Linked DNA regions of Homo sapiens: all the other regions are linked to region 1. Evidence: chromatin loops called from intact Hi-C (ENCODE). Cell type or tissue: PC-3. All regions are shown on one strand. Region 1 overlaps PDZD2 (PDZ domain containing 2). Region 2 overlaps PDZD2 (PDZ domain containing 2). Region 3 overlaps PDZD2 (PDZ domain containing 2).

The links. A loop is a pair of places that touch in the nucleus more often than their neighbours do. Peaks named below come from ENCODE experiments on the same cell type or tissue, not always from the same donor. Only the 100,000 strongest peaks of a DNase experiment are listed, where the experiment ranks them.
Region 2: a loop joins it to region 1, with 3 times the contacts of the local background. A loop is called at or near these places in 3 of 110 quality-filtered maps.
Region 3: a loop joins it to region 1, with 2.2 times the contacts of the local background. A loop is called at or near these places in 4 of 110 quality-filtered maps.

The regions. Positions count from the first base shown.
Region 1 is chr5:31,987,081-31,989,580 of GRCh38, reverse strand. The region is part of intron 3 of PDZD2 (PDZ domain containing 2); the gene reads right to left. Among named protein-coding and RNA genes, the nearest start is that of MIR4279, 52 kb to the right of the region's middle. In PC-3, no CTCF peak of the experiment used is centred here; a DNase peak (open chromatin) is centred at 1,070; H3K27ac peaks cover 1,074 bases.
Region 2 is chr5:31,824,645-31,827,144 of GRCh38, reverse strand. The region is part of intron 2 of PDZD2 (PDZ domain containing 2); the gene reads right to left. It overlaps LOC124901200 (small nucleolar RNA U13), which reads right to left; the gene lies at 2,463-2,500. Among named protein-coding and RNA genes, the nearest start is that of MIR4279, 110 kb to the left of the region's middle. In PC-3, a CTCF peak has its summit at 1,454 (motif pointing left); a DNase peak (open chromatin) is centred at 1,454.
Region 3 is chr5:32,056,583-32,059,082 of GRCh38, reverse strand. It overlaps PDZD2 (PDZ domain containing 2), which reads right to left. Exons shown (of 25, transcript NM_178140.4): 11 at 1,355-1,428; 12 at 980-1,205. Among named protein-coding and RNA genes, the nearest start is that of GOLPH3, 120 kb to the left of the region's middle. In PC-3, CTCF peaks have their summits at 1,193 and 1,398; a DNase peak (open chromatin) is centred at 1,782; H3K27ac peaks cover 2,415 bases.

The DNA.
Region 1 (2,500 bases):
CATGGTGGCGTGTGCCTATAGTCCCAGCTATTTGGGAGGCTGAGGCAGGAGAATTGCTTGAACCCAGGAGGCAGAGGCTGCAGCGAGCCAAGATCGCGCCACTGCACTCCAGCCTGGGTGACGGAGTGAGACTTCGTCTCAAAAAAAAAAAAAAAAAAAGAAAAGAAAATGTGGTATATACCACAGAATACTCCTCAGCCATAAAACAGAATTAAATCATGTCTTTTGCAGCAACATGGATGGAACCAAAGGCCATTACCTTCAGTGAAATAACTCAGGACACAAAGTCAAATACTCCATGTTCTCACTCATAAGTGGGAGGTGAACAATGGCTGTCCGTGCAGAGTGGAATAACAGACACTGGAGACTGGAAAACGGGGAAGCAGGGTGAGAGCTAAAAAATTATCTATCAAGAAAAATGTTCACTATTCAGGTGATGGGCACGTTAAAGCCTGAACTTCATCACTACGTAATATATGTGTTGAAGAAATCTGCACCTCCATCCCCCAAATATATAAAACATTTTTAAAAAATCAAAGGCTTTGCTCTTAAAGTCTACTGGGGACACGATGAGCCAAATGGTAATTGGAATACGTCGGGCTCGGGCATGAATGAAGACCAGCAGAGGGTACCGCAGGAGACCGAAGAGGAGATGGCTAATGACAGAGCAGGCGGCAGGAATGTCACAGAGACCTCCTACAGGAGGGTGTCTTGAGGCTTGGTCCCCTAGGAAAGGTAGAAGCTAAGCGACGTGGGAGAGGGGAGAAGAAACCAGGTAGTGAGCGGAGCACTCGCAAAGGCTCAGAGGTGACACTAAGTATGGTCTTTGAAAAAGCTTGCAGTGAATTCACTCCAAATCAGGGAATAAGAAACTGGATATCAGGGATAGCTTCCAGACGGGGGTTAGTTACCAGAAAGGACAGGCCATGAGAAGCTTGCAACTTTCTGCCCTACCCCCATCTTCTGGAGTCAGGGGAGAAATGCTGGATTTTGAGTTAACAAATGATCATGCCTTCAGGATGAAGCCTTCATACAAATCCCTAGAGTATGAGGTTTGGAGAGCTTCCAGGATGGTGAATACATCCACATGCCAGGAGGGTGAATACATCCACATGCCAGGAGGGTGATGCACCCCCCCCACCCCCATCTCCACAAGGACAGAAGCTCCTGTGCTGGGAACCCTCTGGACCTCGCCTTATGTAATTCTTCATCTGTATTCTTTATTATATAATAAACTGGTAAAGGTAAAAAAGAAAAAAAGAAAGCAGTGAGAGATGGAGGCAGACAGTTAACCAGGAATCAGATAATAAAGGGCCTCAAATGACATCCCAATGTGTTTGGTAACAACCACGAAGGCAAAGTGGACCCACCAAACGGGTTTCAGCTACAGTGTGCGTGTGTGTGCATGCACATGTATGTTGTGCACCTATGTGTATGTGTGTGAGTAATGAGATGTGCTGTTTAGAAAGGTCCCTCTGGTGGCAGTTGGGACAGTGGATGAATGGGATAGGAGTGGGGCGATGTCCCGGGTAGGGGAGTACTGTGACAGCCCAGGGGGCAAAATGAAAGCAGCCTAGCCCTGACCTGAAGTTATGGGAGTAAAGAGAGAGGCAGGTTGAGCTGCAGGATTTCAAAAGGAGCTACAGTTGAGGGGACTTGGTGATTGACCAGACATGGCAGAAGGCAGTGGGCAGTGCTTCAGGTGACTCCAAGATGACCAGCTGTCCCACTCTCCCTAGGACGGAGGGTTTCCCAGGATTTTCAGTGAGAAACCAGGGGAAGTTCTGGACAAACCAGGATGGTTGGTCACCCCCAATGAATCTCATCAAACTTCCAGCTTGGGCAAACTTTGGGGATGGGGAGACCTGGAGCACTGGAGTGGGTTCAGCGGTATGGGAAAATGATGTGCTGAGTTTTAGGCATGATGTGAAATATATCCAAGATGGAGACATCCTGCAGGCAGTTGGCACAAAACTCAGGGGCTCAGGAGAGAGCTGAGGGCTCAGACACAGACTTGGGAGATGTTACCATGTAGGACAATGTGAGTTCACCCAGTGACCAAGGGGGCTTCCTGGAAAAGGACCATCCTCAGGCTGCCTCTGATGCAAACGTGAGGGCTCATCAGGGAGATGTTCTGAGTGTGATGCTCCTTCTGAGTTTTCTACTCGTTTCTGCAGATGCAGATCCAGGAAGCCTGCATGAGGTCTCTGCTGAACCACTTACAGAGGAGGCATAGGAAAAGGGTCTGGTAGTGTACAGGGTAGATTACGATTCCTAGGGAAAGACCACAAATGTACCCATAGACATACCCATGCCAGTCATGAATAAACTTGTCTGCTTGGCAAGTGGTAGGGTTCTTTTTTTGCTATGTGACTACATTTGGTTGTATTCATTTTCAACATGTAGCATTACAAAAATACATTACATTCTATATAAGCAGACTCGCAAAAACTCTCAGAGTAGTAAAGATCTTTGCTAAGAAGATAATGAGGAACTTTGA
Region 2 (2,500 bases), 160 kb after region 1:
CACCCCTCCATAGTGGGGAAGTGGCAAGACAGTGACCTCATGAATAAAGAGCAAGGTTCCCTGGCCAGGATGCCACTTACAGAATTGTTGCTGCCTACAGGAAGGTTACGCTCCTTTCTGGGGAATGGACGTGCTGTCTATAGGGACAGACACACTATTTGGCATATGGGTAGCAATTGACAGAGCATCCCAGCAAAAAAAGACTCAGGTCTTGGAGGCAGGTCACCCCGGCTCGATTCCAGGCTCTGTCTCTTAATAGATGGGTTTATCCAATCTTTCTCAGCCTATATTTCCTCATCTGTGAATGCAGGTAATAATACTCGCCTCTTACCTCATAGGGATGTTGTAAGAAGTAAATGAGAAGCATATACCTAATGCATGTGGCTCATTTGGGTAATATCTGATAAATGTTTTAATTTACATTGATAATATCGAATAAACAGGTTTCATATATCTTTTTTTTTTTTTTGAGACAGAGTCTTGTTCTGTCACCCGGGCTGGAGTGCAGTGGCGTGATCTCGGCTCACTGCAACCTCTGCCTTCCGAGTTCAAGTGATTCTCCTGCCTCAGCCTCCCAAGTAGCTGGGAATACAGGTGCGTGCCACCACAGCTGGCTAATTTTTTTTGTATTTTTAGTAGAGACAGGGTTTCACCATGTTGGTCAGGCTGGTCTTGAACTCCTGACCTCAAATGATCCACCCGCCTCGGCTTCCCAAAGTGCTGAGATTACAGACATGAACCACCGTGGCTGGCCTCAAATATCTTGTAAAAAATAAAAGGGAGACAGGTCAGTGGTTGTTTTCAGACTTTGCAGGGAACTGTTACCTGAAAAGGTTTGGAGCCTCACTCCTACCCTCCCCACCACGGTGGCATTGAGCAAGGTAGAGAACAAAAACTTCTTCCCTGTGGAGCAGCTCCCACTCCCTAGCAGCCCACAGCCGGGCATGAAACCAACACGATTATCTTGGGGGCATGGATAAAAGGCAGGAGACAGGAAACATTTTGCCTCACCTTGAGAGAGAAGAGGGACCCAGATATTTATACCCCCGTACCAAATATCTTTTCCCCTCTGTGTTGCAATGGTGCTACATTTGTTGTTTTTCTAATTAAAAAGGAGTACATTGAGGGGCAACTGAACTTGAACTGGTTCGCATCAGGAGCTGTAAACTCAGTCTTCCTGTTCATTAAAAGAGGAAAAAAAAAAAGCTTTCCTTTTGCTTGACACCTGTTAATAGCATGCCTGTGGAAACAAGTAACCATGCTCGAAAACAATCTCCAATTGCTGGATGGAAACAGCCGTTGTGATTGTTTAAGATACAATATACGTAAAGCAAGCAGCACCGTGGTTAGCATGTTGTTGGTACTCAGGAAATGGTAACTATTATTTCAAACACCTTTTCCTTAAATGCTCTGCTGGTGTAGTGCTCACTACCGTGGAATAAACTTAACTGAATAGTGCCCTCCAGAGGCCACTGGGAATTCAACTGTGCTGACAGTTGAAAAAAGGTCTGGAAAAAGACTACAAATACCATTTAATTGTCTTGTACATTGATGTGGAGTCAGCACCAGAGCCCGGTGTCCCAGGATGTATTAGAACATGACCGACTGTCTGATTTGTCACCCACAGCAGCCTTTCTTTGGCTAGGGCTTATTTGTTTGCAAAGGACACTTATGAGGACATGGAGATCTTGGGGAAACAAGTCCAGCTAGGCACTGTGGGAACTGGTGCTGGAAACTGCCAGCCCCTGGAAGGTACTGTCCCATCCCTTTTTCTGGGGACACTGTCTTTCATCCCTGTCCTTTTCTGCATGTCCACTCTGTGTTCCTCTAAAGAAACCAGCTTCCTCTTGACGTCTGCCATTCTGTAACTGTAGTACGGGCATGTGGCTCTGACTCTTTCTGGACATGAATCCAGATGTGGTTCCGTTTGGTGTTCCAGCTCATCCCACACAGCAAAGCAGCGTGGTCTCTCACTGGCTTGATTCCAGATTTTCAGGAGATTAAACTGGTTGTCAGTCAAGTCTAATGGCTGGGTTTAGTCTATCTATCCCTGGTGGGTGGCCAGGAGGTGGAGGTGGGGATGCGTGGGCGTGTGTAGGGAGACAGGGCCAGTGTCATGTGATACTAAACAAATTTAGCACATATGGAACTGCAGGAAGGGCGAGCATGTCAAAGGGTCTGTTTTTCTACAAACACGGAGCTAGTATTAATAGAGCTTTACCATGTGCCATGCACTGTCCTAAGAACTTTCTAAGCATCATTTCATTTAATCCTAAAAACCTCCTATGATATTTGATCCTGCAATCGTTCCCTCTGAAGTAACTGCTGATAACAATGTTTGTGTATCTTTCCATAATTTTCCTAACGCATTTTATTCCCATTTTAAAATGAGGGAACTAAAGCTTAGAAAGTTTAAGCCAAGATTTAAGCCAAGACAGTCTGATTCTTTTTTTTTTTTTTCAGGTTAGACAGGTAATGCACTGACATTGCAACAAGGTTT
Region 3 (2,500 bases), 70 kb before region 1:
ACACTTGCCACTGCTGTTAATAGAATGAGCCCATGGCTAACCTGGGAGCTAGTTACGGACTGAATTATCCGACGGTCAACTCTCTGCTTAGTCTAACTAACCTCCTCACATCTGTTTTTAGAAATAGGCAGGCTATAAGTAACGTTTTTATTCTAGGTACACAAACTCAAGCTTTCTTTTGCTTTTCTTTTTAACACATAATCTCTTGGTTGTTTAATCTTCCATCATGTTTCTAGAGTAGGTGGGGAGGAAAAAGAAACAGGGATGAAAAGCAGTAAGATTTGGTGATCACGCATGAATTCTAGTTACTAGTGTTAACTGTACACTTAACTATAATCTTTTGTTCTTTAAAATTTTATATTAGCCCCAGACTTAAGCTCACCGGTGAATTTTTTTTTTTTTTTTTTTGAGACGGAGTTTTGCTCTTGTTGCCCAGGCTAGAGTGCAGTGGCACGATCTCGGCTCACTGCAACCTCTGCCTCCCGGGTTCGAGCGATTGTCTTGCCTCAGCCTCCCGAGTAGCTGGGATTACAGGCGCTTGCCACCACGCCCAGCTAATTTTTTTTTTTTATTTTTAGTAGAAACGGGGTTTCGCCATGTTGGGGAGGCTGGTCTCAAACTCCTGACCTCAGGTGATCTACCTGCCTCGGCTTCCCAAAGTGCTAGGATTACAGACATGAGCCACTGTGCCTGGCCAGTGATTTTTTTTTTTTTTTTTTTAAACACAAGCCTCTGACCCACAGTGATTCATGGGGAGAGCTTAGAGAGCTCCATGCTACTGGTAACTTCCCTTCACTTTGACTAAAGTGACTAACATCTCTCTACCTGACCTCACTGTCCCATGCAGAGACCACGTGTTGTTGATAGAAGATTGTACCAAAGGAATAATTCATAGAACAACAAGGAAGAATTAAGCTAACAACAGATTCCAAAATGTTATTCAAGAAATGAGACAAAGGTAAGGAATAGCTGCTATCACCTTTGTTGAGTGTTACTTCCATGACGATCCTGTCCTTGGGCCCAGGGGTCTTCCGACCCAGGGATGAAGAACTGCCTTCATCGGAACCTCCCGCTGAGGCTCCCCCACTGGTATTGAAGTTCGGGGAGGCGGATCTGCTCATGTGTGTGGGTGTCGAGCAGGGTGTGAGGCTGGGGCTCACCAACTTTGTGCGTACCGTTAAAACAAATAATCCACTCCGGATTTGCTGAGAAAACAGTGAGGAAAGGTGGGCTGAAACATTTGGAATGTCCTTATATCAAAGGGTTAAAAAAAAAAAACAACTCACCAAACCCAAGCCAGAAGGAAATAAAGAAAGGAAAATAGGATAAAGGAGATCAATAAGAATGTTGTTACCTTAAAGGTATGAATGGCTTCTTGAAATGTCAAGCCCTTTATTGGTATTCCATTTACATCTAGGATTTCATCCCCTAGTGATCAAATGTGAGAATTACATTAACATTAGCCTTTAATTTCCTGGAATTTAACTGCTCAGTCAGACTTATTTTGGGATACCATATGGTCCCTGATTTACTACCACATAAAATAACTTTTATTGTTTAGCTTAGCTCCCAGGAATGTCACAAAATGGGACAATTAATGACAACACATATTCTTTTGCAGTAATTCTGTATTTCAATCTTCAATTAAAATAACTATGGGAAGCATGAAAATCTTATTTTTTTAGCCATTGCCAAGTTTGACAACAGATGTCCTATGTTTCGAAATCAAACTGCAGAAATCTAGTTCAAAGGCGTTCCTCATAGTCATTGTTTAAAAACTTAAACCCACTGGCAATGAGGCATGAACACATACAACATTTGAGAAGTCACTCCTATATTTGTAGAAAGACAAGTTCCCCAAGCACAGAGAATCAGCATGGTGTATGGAAAATGGCTTTAATGATAACAAAAACTTGCTAAAATATTACTGAGCAATGGCAGCCCAGAAACAGTCTTTTTTTTACTAAAAAAAAATTTTTTTTTGAAACAGAGTATTGCTCTGGCTCAGTCACCCAGGCTAGAGTGCGGTGGCGTGACCTCAGCTCACTACAACCTCTGCCTCCCAGGTTCAAACTATTCTCATGCCTCAGCCTCCTGAATAGCTGGGAATACAGGTGCACGCCACCATATATGGCTAATTTTTTTTTGTATCTTTAGTAGAGACAGGGTTTCACCATGTTGGCCAGGCTGGTCTTGAACTCCTGGCCTTGAGTGATCTGCCCGCCTCGGCTTCCCAAAGTGCGGGGATTACAGGTGTGAGCTACTGCTCCCGGCCCAAAAATAATCTTGCTGATGCAGTTCCAGGTTCTCTGTCAGTAAGCTGGCAAGTTTACTATAAGCTTCTATCTCAGAGATGACTGCAGGGTCATGTTAATTTGCCAGGCATGTGCAGGAATATGCTCGCACATGGCCCCCTGCCCCAGCTCTCCTATTATTTTTAACTCTAAGGCGGCACAGTCAGGTCGTTTTTCAAGCTGTTGATAGCGTCTGCTAGGAATAT